2 separate regions of the Mus musculus genome follow, and region 1 is linked to region 2. The links are chromatin loops, found by intact Hi-C in ENCODE. Cell type or tissue: heart. All regions are shown on one strand.

Region 1 (8,000 bases), 200 kb after region 2:
CAGAATGCTCAACTATTATGCTCCTTCTGAATTCACCTCTTCAATAGACTAGCCTTTTTTTTTCTTGTAAAAAAGAATTACCAGTGAAATGTGCATTTCATATTGACAAAATATATAATAATACACTTCATACCTCACAGGGACTTGACCCATTATGCTGGGCTTTCCTACAGATAACTGTTTGGCTCTCTATCACTGCACAAAATGGTGCAAGGTCTGCTTCTCCATGGCTAGCAGTCTTCTCCTCGGCTAGAAATGTTGCTTTTACCTTGGCTTTGACACGTAGTTCTGGGTTCATTTTAAATGTATTAGCCACCTTCGTGCAAAGAATACTGATTTCTTTGGGCTCTGGGTGAGGTGCCTCCGTAATGAATCTTAAAGCCTGCCGAGTCACAGAGAGCAACACTGAAGGAGAAGCGGGAGGTTCAGAGACTCCCAGTTTGTGGGACTCAGGAGTCTGGAGCTGAAAGGTAGAGAAAGGGAAGGCTTCCCAAAGGGAAGTCATGAAAGCTGAAAACTAATGGCTTCTGAGAGGCAGAACTGTCAGCAACACTACACTGGAGAATGGTACCTTAGGCTTGTGGGACAACACTGTCCCCAGAGGCCTGGAGCTGAGGTACAGCCCCACCTACCCGTGTGTAGCAGCAAGATGAGTTGGAAAGGATGGAAGCTGCTAGATCAAACATAGGCTTGGAGGCCATATTAAAGGGTAAGGGGCAGTTACCAAAGGGTTTTAAGTCAGGCAGTGAAGTGAACTGATGTGATGTTAGATGGATCATTCCAACTACTTTGGATGGATCTTGGTAGTAGGTGGTGGCCGCTGGGCATTCAACTGTTGTCGTCTAATGATTCTGGCCCTTCTATGAGAGGTATATAGATTTGAGAGATGTGTAAATCCCTGCCTTGGAGTCTCCTGCATCATGATACATAGAAGGGCTACTCTCCAGTGGCTCCTCCTGCTGTCAGCATTCAGAGCACAGTTGGGAGAAAGAAGGGCATGGCCGCTTGAAGTAGAGCTTAAGAGCTACCTCTCGCTCTAATTATCCCTGTTGCCTGGGATACTGAAGGGCTCTTCAGTCTCCTTTGACCTTAATTAAACTCATTGCACAGCCCAACCCAGTCCCTGTTATCAAGACATAAGCAAACTAAGACAGCTATAAAGAGTAATTTGCTCAACTTTATGACTCTCTCATTGGCACCAAGGGCATTGTCCCCATGGCCTAAGCCACCAGACACAATTGCTCAGGACTGCCGGTTAGCTGACCTGCTGGGACCAGCTCTGACTCATCTATTTACTGTAGAGCAAAGGTAACTTGGGATGCAAGAGCCGACTGCTGCCTCCCAGGAGGCCCTCAGTACTGGAAATGAAGACACCGAGCTTCAACTGGAAGTGTTTCCATTGGCACAAGCTCAGGTTGCATAAAGTGTGCCCATAAGAGGTCATGCCCCAAGGATGTGAAGGAGTGCAGGCATGCATGTAAGGAGCTGGAGTCCTCAGGACTTGCTGTTGAAGGTCATTCCACTGAGCAGCCTCCAGGCAGCTGTAATCACTTGCAGGTGCTGTGATACTCAGTTTGGGGTGTTTCAATCCAGTAGCATCCTTTCTCAGAAGAAGATTAATATAATAGAATACCAGCAAGAATAACATCAGCATCATTCATTAGTGGGGCTTTAGATTTTGAAAGCAGAGTGTCTTCCAGATGGTGTAGAGTATCGCTGGACATGAGACAAATGTACTTTTTAGAGTATGCCTATAGTTACCTGGGGAGTTTTAAAATGTCAGCGCCTAGACTCACTCTTCAAGACTCTAAATTAAATGATTCCTGAATGGGGCCTGAGAATGAGTCTTTTAAGACTCCTTGGATAACTCTGGTATGCAGTTTAGGTGGATAACCGTAGCTTCTGTCCCTACATTAGCCTACAAGGTGAGGGCTTTGCTCAAGTGAAGAAAATGGGGCCACGGAGAACAAAGAACCCACATTCAAGCAGAAGCAAGGACCTCAGCCTTCAGCCTGCCCAGCCACCAGTCCCAGCTCCAAGCCACTTCACATTCTGCATAGTGTGTTCTCCAGTGAAATGTAAACAGGAAGAGCTCACAGAAAGGGCAGTGGCACTCCATGGGGACCCGGGAGCTGTGAGAAGTTGCATCACCACCGCTAAGAGCGTTGTAGTGTGGAGGTGACCTGCACAGGAGAGTTCCGAAAGGTAATAGCCCAAGAGTTGGAATACGGTGTTGAGGGTTACCGTAGCTCCTGACTCAGCCTAACCCCAGGAGTGGCACAGAGCAGATGTTTGCTCAGCAGGGCACGGGGGAAGGCAGCTTCATGCATACTCTGTCACCCTCTGCACTGTCACGCTGCTGCAGGGAGAGGGACTTCTGTCTTCAGTGTTTCTCATCTGCTGTGCTGTGTCTGCTCAGAGCTGGCACAGTTTCCCAGGCTACCTCTAAACCATACGTCTGAAAGAACTCAAGATCACACAAGTGCACACACCATGGAGTGGGAGTGAGTGCCCTGAGTCCTGGTTCACCAACTGTGCACATCCTTAGACACAACTGCCTGAAAGAAATGTTATTGAATGGGATTCCTTCCTCTCTGCTGCAACCCACCAGCTCCTAGCCTGAAGCACGGGCACAGATCCAGGGTATGACTGCCTCTAAAGCTTCCCCCTTCAAAGAAAAAGATGCCCCTCCCAAGGTGTTTCTGTACTAGCTATGAAGAGGTTCATCTTTGAGGTCTAATGAGGGGGCGTGGGAATGTTCTAGAAACTAGGATAGGAGGTGCCTGATCCTCTCTGTGTTCCAGATGGAAACTCTACTATTTTAAACTCCTCAACAAAAACCTAGACTGGACATATCCATTCATTATATACTCCACCCTTGTTAAAAGTTTATAACATCGTGGGGACTGGATAGGGGTCTCAATGCTAAAGAGCACCGGCTGTTCTTGCAGAAGACTTGGGTTTGGCTCCCAGCGCTCACGTGATGCTTCATAGCCATCTGTAACTCCAGTTTTAGGGGCTTCAGCATCCTCTGCTGACCTCAGTGGGCACCGGGCGTGCACACTGTGTACACACATGCATGCAAATCACCAATACACATCAAATTAAGTGACCTTTAAAGTTTACAGTACCGGAGACTCTTCATGTTTTCTTCTCCTGGAAGTACACAAGTTAGAGTAGGGAAGTAGCCTAAAGGGTAAGCATACTGAAAGAGAAAATGTATGTGGTAGGGGCCCAGGCAGGGGTCTGAGGCCACCAGGACGGGACCAGGAGGGTAGCTGTCCTAGAGGAGTCATTTCTAACTTGAGACTTACCAAATACCTTATAGGAGTTTCAGGAGTGGAGAGTGGGGAAGGTTTTTTTCTTTTCTTTTCTTTTTTCTTTTTTCTTTTTTTAAGCAACTGGGCAGCTTCAGCCAAGGAGCAGCGAACAGTCTGTCTGTCCCTTGTGTCCATAAAGGGGTGTTCCCTGACAAAAGGTCACCCTGGCTGAGCTCCAGTACCTCTTCAGAGACTTGGACTTCCTTCTGGACATTCAGGACAAAGGGCTTAATCTGCGTGAGCTGAGTTCCTAACGCGGATATTTTCGCCCCAGCAGAAACATCCAATTCCAGAGGCCTGCCAAGTTTTCCCAAGAAGGCATGAGCCAGAAAGAGGCAGCTGCAGGGTGGGAGGCAAGTGGTGTCAGCACCAAAAAATAAGAGGAGTCAGATGAGGCCAACAGAGCACAAAGCGCTTGCTAAAGGTATCCTTTCCCCCTGGGTAAGCATTCCGTGGAGCACTAACTGTCGTGACAGGGCAAACAAACAGGCTCTGGAGCCAGCGGCTGCGTTTCCACCCTTGTACCAACACATAGCATCTTGGGCTGCTGACTGCAGATCTCTGAGCCTCATCTCTCTCTCTCTCTCTCTCTCTCTCTCTCTCTCTCTCTCTCTCTCTCTCTGTGTGTGTGTGTGTGTGTGTGTGTGTGTGTGCGTGCGTGCATAAAGGCACTAGAATCACACCTGAATAGTTGCCAGTAATGATTAGGTGAGGTGCTCTGAGCAGAATAACTCAAGGCTTACTCCAGAAGAGACTTGAACAAAAGCTTCCAGCCCTCCTTGAAAACAGGCATCTCACTGAAAGGCCCTAATGTCAAAACTTGTCATCCACATAGGCCAGTGAGGAAATGAGGCCCTCCATCCCCCTTCTCAGAAACGTCTGTGATGAGCCTCAGCGCAGACTCAGGGAGCCACAGGGCGAGCCAGTGTAAACCCACTCAGGACTGACTGCTCCATCTTCTTCCTGCTACACTCCAGCCACTTGCCCAGAAAATCAGTTCTCTATCGTGACACCAGTTGGGGAACCACGATGACAGTCTCCCTTCTTTCGCAGTTTCTGTGAAGGTAGAGACCCAGGGAATAAATGAACAGGTGAATGAATGGATGGGTGAATAAGTAAATAATAGCATGACCCACTGCAAGCTTCCTAATTTGGGAGTTCTCCCCTTCTCCCTCATCTTTCCGTATGTTCCCGGAACTGTGAAAATCCAGCTTCTAGTCACCTAACAAGCAACATTTCTTCTCTCCTTAATTCCATCACCACTCCAAGTCAATTTTTGTGAAGCCTTTGAGATAGGCTTTGCCAAGGAACATGAGAACTGGTAGGTAGAATTGTTAAGTTGCTCCGTTAGACCCTCACGGAGATCACAGAGGGAAGCCATCTCCACCTAGGACACGGAAGGGGCCTACGTCATCCCACTAGAGCTCTGCTCTGTTGGACAGCAGGAGACATCAAAAGGTCCAGGGTCTTGTCAGGAGTTCTCCTCCCTTTGTTCCGGTGGATTTGTGGGGTGGAGGTGGAGTCTCAGGATATTAGCTCCCGATCTGCTCATGTTTCCGTCACTCCCTGAATCCTGTCCCCGATGAAGGCTGATCCTTCATTATCTGGTCTCCTTCCCCACAGCTGCACCCCTAAGTGTGGTCACACTGGGGACCAGACCTTTTAATGTAAGGTCATCTAAACCGCCAAAGATCCTTTCCTCCATCTAAAACATCCCAGCACATCCCTCCCAAAGCCCTTCAGTCAGAAATGTATGGGCACATCTCTCTTTAGCTTATACTGCATGTGGCTGGAGAGGCTAGAGTTGAGTTCAGCTTCATGAGCAGAGGTGACAGGTGCAGGGCTCCCAGCTCTATCTCTGTCCCCTCCTTCCCTGGCAGAGCCCGGGTCCTTAACATAAAATTCAATGCCGTGCCCTTGCCCATGCCATCCCTCACCTATGCAGTCCCCTTACACATTTCTGGAAAAACACTCTAAGAAGTGTTTCTCTTTCTGCCCAAGCTGAGCACGTGTGCCGTACATGCTCAGCTATCACTGTATACCCGTGTACTGTACAAGACCAGCCACGCTCACCATCACAGCTCTTCTCTTTGTTGGCTGAGAGAAACAGCTCCGGTTGTGGTGTTATCTTACATTCTTAGTAAAGATCCTTCTTTGATGGCGTGGGGTGGAGCAAGTGTCCCAGTTAAATGCTTTACAGTGGTTCTCAAAAAAAAAAAAAAAATCCTCCAGAGTCAATCTAATTTTATTATCTTCTGTCACTTTTAAGTGGGGTTTTAAAGCACTTAACTGGGTTTAAGAAAAAAACATTTAAACACCCATGGTCTGCCATGTAATAGTGTTAGGAAAGAACCCAACAGCAGAGGTCACAGACAAATCCTTCTGCCCCATTCTGCAGCTGCCATTTTCGGCCTATGCTGCTCTTACCAGGGCAACTATGGCAATGCTGGACTTACAATTTACCCTCCAGCCTTTTCCCTGTGGCCTGTGTTGCTCCAATAGCTCAGCCATCAGGTCATGTGCCGGCTCAAAGTCCTCTATTAACTCTTCACTTGTGATAAGAGGCATTCCACACTCCCACCAGATAGTCGATGCGCCATAATGAGCCTCCTCTTTGGTGTCCAGACGGAATTATGTCGTGTCTCATCGTCGGCTTTTGATAGCTCTGAGAAGGTTTTTTCTTTGTGCTCAGAGTTATGGCTCCCTCTGCACCCACCCTCTCAAGACCCATTCTCTTACCCCTCCCTCGATGTCTGCCCCAGTGTAGCCCACATTCTCGTTGCCAATACATGCACCTGCCTGTTCATGTTCCTAAGCAATCACTTTGTGTTTTATTTTCCTATATCCACAAGGGACAGAGATGGATACAACTCCTGGAGAGGCAGGACCCCATCACACCATTTTCTCATACAATTTGCTAGTGGTTTTCAGCTGACCTGCTCAGGCAACATTTTTGCTCCTTTTTCTTCAGAAGCCCGAGAAGGACTTGCTACCCCTGAGATAATTTCCTTTGCAATAATCCATGCCCATTTTAAAATAGTTTAATCTCTTACACTGCCTGTGCATCTATCCTCCAGACACCGTTTGTTGAGTAGGCAAGGAGGGAGGGTCCATTGAGATTGAATATAAATCTATTGTGTCTCTAGTGGCCATATTTGGACATATTTACATGTACCTACAAAGCCACTCTAGAAATGTTTGGGTCCTTACTTGCAAATGAGGGGAACTGAAACTCAGTGAGGGTTAACTTTTTTTTTTCTGAGATGCCAGTCTGATGCCAGACATGGTGCCAAAGAGGAAAAAATGTTTCAGGATGGTACTTGTTAGGATGGTCTTCACAGATGCAGTGGCGACAGGCCAGACCTTGGCTGGGTGGGCAGGAGGGAAGCGCACTTTGTGTGAGCAGCATCCCAACGACTTCAGATGCAAGGTGACAATGTGAGCATTTACACGTCCAGAGACAGAGACCTGTCCTCATTTCCCTTTCCAATGAAGTACTAAAGTCAATTACCTAGATGGGAGCAGGCAAACACTGAAACGAGCCAGACGGGTCAAAGTTCAGCGGTAAGTGAACTATGGAGGCTGGTTAAAGGCCAGAATTAATGCTGAGCAAAAGGCAGAGTCTTTATGTTTGAACTGCAGGCCAAAAGAGACTCCTAAACCAAGTAGCTGAAACCGGGCGAACACACATTCCAGATGGTTACCCCATAAGGGGACAAAAATGATGGGGACAGTGTGGGTTCATCCATAGTAACAAACATGGCCAAATGGGAGCCACTGTACTTTCTGCTCAAGTTTGCTATGCAGCTCTTACGCGCGTTCGAGACCGGCCAGGAAAGACGCAACAAGCCAGAATCTTCTGCGGCAAAGCTTTATTGCTTACTCAGGAGCAAGAGAGGAAGAGCTCGGCAGAGAGAGGCAGAGAGGAAGAGAGAGAGAGACGCAGAGAGACGCAGAGAGAGAGGCAGAGAGAGGGGCAGAGAGAGAGAGAGAGGCAGAGAGCAGAGGAAAAGACGAAGAGAAAGAGACGAAGAGTCGAAGAGAGGGAGTGCCAGAACCCCGTCCCTTTTAAGGAGAATTATCCTCCGCCTAGGATGTGTTACTCCCTGATTGGCTGCAGCCCATCGGCCCAGTTGTCATCACGAGAAAGGCAGAGCACATGGCGGGAAAACTGCCCCTGCACATGTGCAGATTATTTACTACTTAGAACACAGCTGTCAGCGCCATCTTATAATGGCAAATGTGAGTGCGGCTCCCCACATGCAGCTACAAATGTTCTGAAATGTAGACTGTAAATGAAAAAGATGGAAAATATTTACTGAATGAGCCCAGGGGCCAAGGCAAAGCAGTCCCTGTGAGCAAGGGGAGAGGAAGGCTTTCCTGCACTCTGGGCTGGAGCCTAGGCAGCCCTGCCTGGCTAACATGCCTCACTGTCTTTGACTTTCCAGTTCACTCCTTAATGAAATACTATGCCATCACAAGCTTCAAACAACCAGAAATGGAATATAAGAAAAGAGGAAAAGGAACAGAAGGGACTAAGGACTTTAATTGCATCATTTTTTTTAAAAGAGACCATTGTACATGCAGTTTGCAAGAGCATGGAGTCTAGATGGCTGGGAGGAGTTTTACAAAGCTCTGGGTATGTGGTATCCTTGGGAGTGACTTGGCTTTCTCTACTTT
Region 2 (8,000 bases):
GCGGTCTAAGTAAACCAAGGCACTGTTTGTGATTACTTCATTTTCTGAAAATTCCCATTTTGGCTCGGTCTGCATTTCTTGATTTACGCTCGTTAATTTCATCTGACTTGGCTAGCTCGTGTTCCCTTGGACATATGATCTTTATGAATAAAACATTCAAGGGCCAAATGTTTTTCTGTGAGGACTCCATGGGACACCACTGAGAGCTGACCTGGAGCATTGGAGCAGGGTCGGGCGGTGCCTCTCCCTCGGCCTGAGGACCAGGAAACAGCTGTGGTGTCCTGGGGAAAACCTCAGATCTAGACTTGCTTTAGAGTGTTTCTCCAATTAGTTAGATCCTCAACCACGCACACAGCTTTCCTGTCGTGTATGTGTGTGTGTGTGTGTGTGTGTGTGTGTGTGTGTGTGCGCGCAAGAGAGAGAAAGAGAGAAAGAGAGAGAGAGAGTGCACGTGTGTGTCAGATGGCATACTATGTACTGCTCACATTCATAATTTTGGTGTCTCTGTCTGATAGTGGATTACATAGCCCTGTCCCATGGTGCCAGGCATGGTCGTGTGAGTTTTGGCATCCCTCACTCTCGTGGAAAGATTGTATTCCTGCCCCAGTCACGTCAGACTTGGCTATGAGATTTGCTTGGGCTGGCAAAACGTGAGTACAGGGAATTGTGCCACCCTTGTTGAGGCACTTTAAAAGTCACAACATGGCCCCACTGTCTCTCTTTCTCTTTGTTGTTGAGTCTTAGAACAAAGGAGAGTTTTTTAGAAAGACTGTAGCCGAACCATGAGTATTGATAAGATGTCAACCTTTGCTGAGGTAACCGCTGAAATGTTCAGGTTGTCTGTTACTGCAGCAACATCTGAACAATACTGTTGTCAATGGCTCGGTCTGCCTGATGAGCTTTCCTCTGTGAGAGGTAGTTAAGAGGTGAACTTAAAAATACATTGTAGAGGCCCATTGGACTTGCAAACTTTATATGCCCCAGTACAGGGGAACACCAGGGCCAAAAAGGGGGAGTGGGTGGGCAGGGGAGTGGGGGTGGGTGGATATGGGGAACTTTTGGTATAGCATTGGAAATGTAAATGAGCTAAATACCTAATAAAAAATGGAAAAAAAATACATTGTATATCTACAACACACCAGATACTGTGTCCTGGGCAGGCCACACATATACTTGTATATGTCATAGAGCCTTGTCCTCCGAAGAGCTAATGTAGAAGAGACAGAAATTTCTATTTAAAAAGATGACGTCAATTAAGATTTGATTTCTTCTAGAAAACATGGAGAGAAACAATTAAGAGAGCAAACCTGGACAGTGGTGTAGGTGCTGGGCAGGTGGGTGTGACCCCTCGCTGTCTGAGTGGCTCCTTTTTTGCTCCTTATCCTGACAGATTGAAATGGCTTATTCAGGGCTGGGGATGCAGCTCAGTTGGCAGAGGGCCTGCCTGTTGCGCATAGAGCCCTGGGCTTGATCCCTAGCATCCCGTGAGCAGGGAGTGGTGGTGCTCAGGTATCATGCCAGCACCCTGAAGACAGAGGCAGGAGGATCAGAAGAGTTGGAAACCAGCCTGGTATATCTAAGACCTTGTCTCAAAACAAAACCCAAACCATTTTCAGTCCCTAGTACTCACACCTTATTTCAGTTGTGCTGGTTGTTTGCAGGCATACAAGTAGTCGACGCCATAGCAGTAAGTTACCTAGGAAGAGGATCAAGTGTTGTGCAGTGTGATGGCCCGACAGCCAGGATGATTCGTCCTGTGGGACACAGCTGCTTCTAAACTTTAAGAATGGGGTTACCTGATAATTTGTGGAGATTCATGATGCCCTTGCTCTAATCCAGGCTAGCTTAGTTAGAAAGAGTTCCACGCACAGAACTTCATTAGGGACAGGGCTGGGAAGATGCACGGTGTCTTGGGGACCTGGAAAGGCTCCAGAAATTATCTGTCCCATCCCTCTTCTCTCTCTCTCACGGAGAATGGTCTAGGCTTTTCTCTTGATGTTGCCTTTGGTGGCAGCCTCTGACACTTTCAGCCTCCTCTGATTCTGGCGTGTCCCTGTGCTGACTTGACCCTTCTCTACGTGACCGTCACCACTCATTTTATGTATCAACTTGATTGAACCAGGGCTGCCCAAACTGATAACCGACGCTGTTCGGGGTGTTTCTTTGGGCTGTTTTCATATCAGGGCTACAGTTTAGAATCGGACTGTCTCCCAAGAGCTACTGTGTTAAAGCTTCTTAGAGGTAGTGCTGGACTCTCAATAGGTAAGACATAGCCAGAGAAAGTTAAGTCGTTGGCGGAATGTCCTTGGGAGAGGATAAGGGAAACTCGGATTCTTCTAGTCCCTTTCTTTGCTTTTCAGCTGCTACGGGCTGAACAGGCTTCCTTTGCCACGGGCTTCTGCCATGCCATATCCTGCCACCACAGGTCTCTCACAGAAGGACTAAGTGACTGTTGACTATAAACCCATGACACAGAATAAACCTTCTTTTAAGTTAATTTCCACAGGTGCTCGTCTTAGCAATGGAAAGCCAACACAACTGAGTAAAGCAGAAATGTGTGTGTGTGTGTGTGTGTGTGTGTGTGTGTGTGTTTGGGTGTTTATCCCTGCTGATATATTGTCTCAATCAATTGAAACCCTGAATATAACAAAAAGGCTGGTCCTCCTCCTTGTAGAGCCTGACAGCCCTGTAAATTACAGACACTACTCTATCATCAGTCCTCCTGGGCTTCCAGCATCCTGCCTGTGACGCCTAGGACTTGTGGTCTCTATAATTGCATGCGCAAGTTTCTTGTAGCCCCGCCTTCTCTGTTGACTGATATTCTCTCTCTCTCTCTCTCTCTCTCTCTCTCTCTCTCTCTCTCTCTCTCTCCTGGGAACAATTATAGATGCAGTAGTTGTATGGCTTGTGGTATTTTCCAGGTTTCAACCCAACCTGTGGGAGAAGCTGCTCTGATTTGGTCCGACAAAGTGACTGTAGTTGAGTCAGTGCTGGGTGGAGACCCTCTGGCCCATAGCACAGGACCCACACTCAGGCAGGGAAGGAGCAGGGTTCCATTCTCTCTCCTTGCCTTAGTTAAGATTTCTATTGCTGCCATGAGAACACCATGGCCAAAAGTCAAGTCCTCGCGGGAAGGGGTCCTTGGGCTTACACTTCCACAGCACTGGTCACCACTGAAGGAAGTCAATCCAGGCAGGAACCTGGATGCAGGAGCTGACTTAGAGGCCATGGAGGGGGGCTGCTTACTGACTTATTCTCCATGCCTTCCTTGCTCAGCCTGCTTTCTTATAGAACCCAAGACCACCAGTCCAGGGATGGCACCACCCACAATGGGCTGGGCCCTCCCACATTCAATCACTAATTAAGAAAATGCCCTACAAAGGCTTGCCTGCAGCCTGATCTTGTTGGAGGCATTTTCTTTATTGAGGCTCTTTCCTCTCAGATGGCTGGAGCTATGTCAACAAGCCAGCCTGCATCCTCCTAGCTAAAGCAACTCACCGTCCCTCTGCCCACCTAGGAAGAGGACTTGGAGCGCCAAAGACCGCTGCGACGACGTTTGCATTTCCTGTGCTGTTTATCGACAGACCCATAACCTGAACTGGGTCCCCTCTGACCTTTGCATCTTTTGATTCTAAAAGGCCAGAGATTGTACCATGGAGAGCTTATTCTTGCAAATGTTTGAAGGTGCACTTATAAGGGACATGGTATTATGTCGCTATCACCCTCTCTGGAGCCAGGAGTGAGTAAAATGAGGGTTTGGCAAGTGACACTGGGCAAACGCCTTTCCCCTTACAGTGCCTCCATTTTTCTCTTCTATAGAATGGGTCTATATGTCATGCATCCTATGGGCTAGAGGTGAAGGGAGGTGGTGTAGAAAAGCCCAAGACCATTTAGGTGGATGTAAATGTTAGAGTTGTTCACACATCGCAGGATGGCATGGCACTTACTCTAACCCAACCCCTCCATTGCAAAGATAAGAGAGCAGAGACTCAGAGCTATGTTATTATCGCTGTGTGCATAAATAATGATTCTCACAGCCTTGCGGTTTGCTCCGGGCTGACCTTCTGTCCTCCACAAGGCCATTTGTTTTCTTAGCTGGGAAGGTTGGACTCCTCAGGCTGCCTCCCCTCTTTCTCCTTATAAGGCTTTTCTTTGTTTCTTCTGGGGCCCCTTACTGGACCCCCCCCTGGCTGTCTTCCCTTATAAGGAAGTAGCTGGCCGGCCAGCTGCTCTTCTGGGGCCAGATTTGCCAAGGGCAGGCATTCAGACCTCTAAGGCAAAGAGGGTTAAAAGTTATAGAACCGATAGAGAATTAAGCCCTGCAACAGGAAAGCGCCCATCACACGGGCATGCAGCCCTGTTGCCTGGCGTTTTAGGGGGTGTGCAGTTGGGCAGAGCCCAGCCTGGGATACCCGACAAACAGCTTTTGATCTAACGCCATACTGATTTCTGAACTCAGACTGCAGTGCCTTTAATGGCTGTTGGCTCTGATTTCCCAGGTTAATTTCCTGACATCTAAGGAGCTTTGTGTAGAGTGTGTTAACTTCCTGCCTTTTATGTCAGAGCCTGTGAACTGACAGAATCAGGGATCCAGCCAGGATAGCTGCGGGTGGGGCAAGCCTGGGAGACTCTCTCCTACTGTGGATTTTCCTTAGGCGAGCACTTACCCTTTAGTTGCTTTCCTTCTGATAAAAACACAATAGAAGGCTTCTTAAAGAAAACTGCTGGGGTGCAGTGAAGGGAGAGAGGGGTTGTCTAGTGTGTGGGTGAGAAAATCTTCAGAGACATTTTCTGCTGGTTTTGTGACTTTAGGAGTCTCTGAATAACGATTGAGGGGCAAACACTTCTCCCATCCCCACCCCCACCCCAACCCAGCTCCTTCTGCTAACTGCCTCCCAAGTACCAGTGGGCCCCAGCAAAGGTCTCTACCGACAGTCTCCTTCCCCTCCCCCTTCTCTTCAGGCCGTCCTTTATATTCTATTTCTTTGGCTGACAGCTCTAATTTATCAGGGTTCGCTCAGCAGTTTACCATGTGGGCAAGAGGGTCTAGAAGTTTCTAGACTACTGGCCTCTACCTCTTTGCCTCAAGTGGCCAAGGCAGACAGTCACCTTAAAAGAATGTTTTCTACTGTGCCAGATGTCGTAACACTCACACCTTTTTGCAGGGTGGCAGCTAGACTCTCTTAACACCCATGTCGCAAGCAGAGGAGGAAGGAGACCACGTGATCTCTTTTACTGCGCAGGAGCAGAATTCCCTAGTTCTAAAGAGGTTAGGGCCAGGGCCCTAGACTTCACCTTCTGTAAGCCCACGAGAGCCTGGGTCTCTCTCTCGGTGATTTTGCTTTGGTTTTCCCAGCCACGAAATGCCCCGTGCTCAGAGCAACTGAACACGTGGTCAGGCTGAATGGCTTCCTGAATGGGTACCCCGACACCGTCTATAGAAGCTGGGATGGAATTAAGGCGAGAAAGCCTGTTTCTCCTCTCCCATCATACAATGGGGTAGTGTCTCCCACCCTCTCGTGTGTGTGTGTGTGTGTGTGTGTGTGTGTGTGTGTGTGTGTGTGTGTGTGTGTGTGTATACTTTTGGGTGCATGGCACTGCTGGATGGAGGTTAGAGGACAACCTCAGGTGTGTTGGTTCTTGCGTTTTACCTTGCTCGAAATGGGGTCTTTTGATGCAGGCTAACAGGCCCGTGAACTTCTGGGAATCATCCTGCCTTCTTCACCCCTCTCGCCACAGGAACACTGCGGTTACACGCATGTGCGGCTTTACCACTCATGCACGGCTTTACATGTACTTTTAAGGTCTGAGTTCAGTCTCACATTTGCCAAGGGCTTTGCCCACTGAGCCATCTCCCCAGCTCTGGTCTCGCAATTCCTCGCAACTGGCTTATTTTTATTTTGCATGTCCCGTGTAGGCTACTACTACTGATTGCTTCAGAGGTTCCCAGAGTGGCTCTGTGGGCCCCTGATAGAAATTCTCCACCCCAGGACTTCCCATCTGAATGAGAAGCTCAGAGGTAGCCTGGAGGGATACCTGTTGTGATCTCTGGTGCTCAGGCAACTTTGCTGGGTTCTGAGGCCTCTCTACCAAACAAAGCTGGGTCCTGCCCAGTCCAGCATCCATTAGAGGTTAGCAGAGACACATGTTCCCGCTGACAATGCTCTTGGCCATGTCACCCCTGCCCAGCCCAGCTGTTCTTGTTTGGGGCGTACTTACTGTATGGATCTGGTTTGGGTGGAGCCAGGATCACCTCTCAGAAAAGTTTACTTGGAAAAAAAGACCCCAAAGTCAAACAACTGTCCTCCTGGGAATTGAAAACAAACACATTTTTGAGATTCTTAGACACAAACAACCCCAGACAAAATAAGGTCTTTGTGAAGGAACCCCCTCCGGCTCCGCAATTCTTTTTTGCTTCCCTGCCTTTGTTTCTGTGTCTGTCTTCAGTCTGTTTATCTGGCCTGGGAGCACACACCCTACGCTCCCAGCTCTTCGACCTTGATCCTTGCTATCAGTGACCTTGTGCTGTCAGCTCCGAAGGCAGCACAGATGGGTCCTGGGAAACAGAAAGAGACTTAAGTATAAATTGACTAGTATTCCCAAGGCCAGTTTGAAAGACCCAGAGCCCCTGGAAGGAAAGGCTTGGGGAGGACAAGAGGCCACATGGGACCTTGGTGGGGCAATACAGCCAGTGTAGTAGGAGGTGTCTTCAGGGAGGAGCCTAACTACAAAATCAGCAAAAAGACCCCCTAACCCAGAGGCCCATCTCCAGTCCTGACCCTGGCTCCCTAGTGAGCTTTCTGAGACTGTGGACTCCTCAGGCTAAGTCTGCGGACTCCAGGCTAAAAACAAGGGACCCAGGGAATGAGGAAGAAGGGTAACAGTGGGAAGTTTCCTTTGTGAGAAATGGGGGTTTTGGCATTTTGTCTAGGCTCCCGCCCCACAGTTACCTGGCAACAGCCAAGTGTGCCTGATTCACTATAAAAGGGGCTGCTTGCCCCCTCCTTGCTCTCTTCTTTCTTACTCCAGTTTTGTCCTCTCCCTTCTTACCCTGTCTCTCCATTCCCCTCACCCCTCTGTCCACGTGCTCATGGCCAGCTCCTCCCCCTCCCCCTCTCCTCCCCTCTGTGCCTATCTCTGTCTCTGCTCCCTCAGCTCCCCTCCCCGTGGCACGAAACTCTTCCAAACTATATCCTTAGTGTGGCTGGTATCTCAGGGGGGAAGGGATGCCTCAGCACAGGCCCACGGAGGCACCCCCATCCCCCACCCCACCCCTGACTGCACATCCACCACAACACAACAGGGGTGATGGGAGACCAGTTCCAGAACCTTCTTAAGACAGCTTGTGGTCCTAAAGCAGAGGTTTCCCAGGATGGGAAGAAAAATCTATATTTTTTTATCTTAATAGCCACAGGGTATACCTACTGCTGTGACTTCTAACTTAGCGCGTTCCCGTTTTTTCTCTGCCATTCTGCCACCTTCGCAATGTGTTCACAGGAATAAAGAGAATGCCTGTGATTGCCTTCAAGGGAAAGCACTATATTCGCAGAGTGATTTTATGTGCTCATATAAGCTCTGTCTTCTCTGGCTGAAGCAGCCTTATTCACAGAGCTAAATAAAACATTTATTTGAAATAGTAGCAATTTCAGAGGGCTGGAGCAGTCTAAAAAGCTTGTGTTGGGAAAATGTTAGGCAAGGGAAGAAAGCTGTTCTTGCTGCCGGTTTATCCTTGACTTGTGGAGCTTCAGTTTCTGTCTTGGTCTTTTTGTTTTTATCATAATGAGGTTCTACAAGCATCCTCACCAACCCTCTTCTCTGCACAGCCTACAGCAGTACCACCGTGGGCAGGGGCGTGATGGTGAATACTTAATCATGGTCTTTTGCGGGCAAGAGTCTGGGAGAAGCCCTGCTCTGTAGCATAGGCCAGTCTTCATGTCGCAAATATTCCTTACCGTGGCTAGTTGCTGCATGATGGCAGAGTTTGGAACAAACACTCAGTA

What was found. Peaks named below come from ENCODE experiments on the same cell type or tissue, not always from the same donor. Only the 100,000 strongest peaks of a DNase experiment are listed, where the experiment ranks them.
Region 1: it touches region 2 in a loop (4-fold over the local background); 3 of 42 quality-filtered maps call a loop at or near these places.

What each region holds. Positions count from the first base shown.
Region 1 is chr14:76,816,267-76,824,266 of GRCm38, forward strand. All of the region lies in intron 1 of Gm30246 (a long non-coding RNA gene), which reads left to right. Among named protein-coding and RNA genes, the nearest start is that of Gm30365, 17 kb to the right of the region's middle. In heart, no CTCF peak of the experiment used is centred here; DNase peaks (open chromatin) are centred at 1,385, 2,275, 2,655 and 3,555; H3K27ac peaks cover 4,533 bases.
Region 2 is chr14:76,618,647-76,626,646 of GRCm38, forward strand. No RefSeq gene overlaps it. Among named protein-coding and RNA genes, the nearest start is that of 1700108F19Rik, 55 kb to the right of the region's middle. In heart, no CTCF peak of the experiment used is centred here; DNase peaks (open chromatin) are centred at 3,505, 4,185 and 4,555; H3K4me3 peaks cover 1,349 bases; H3K27ac peaks cover 5,777 bases.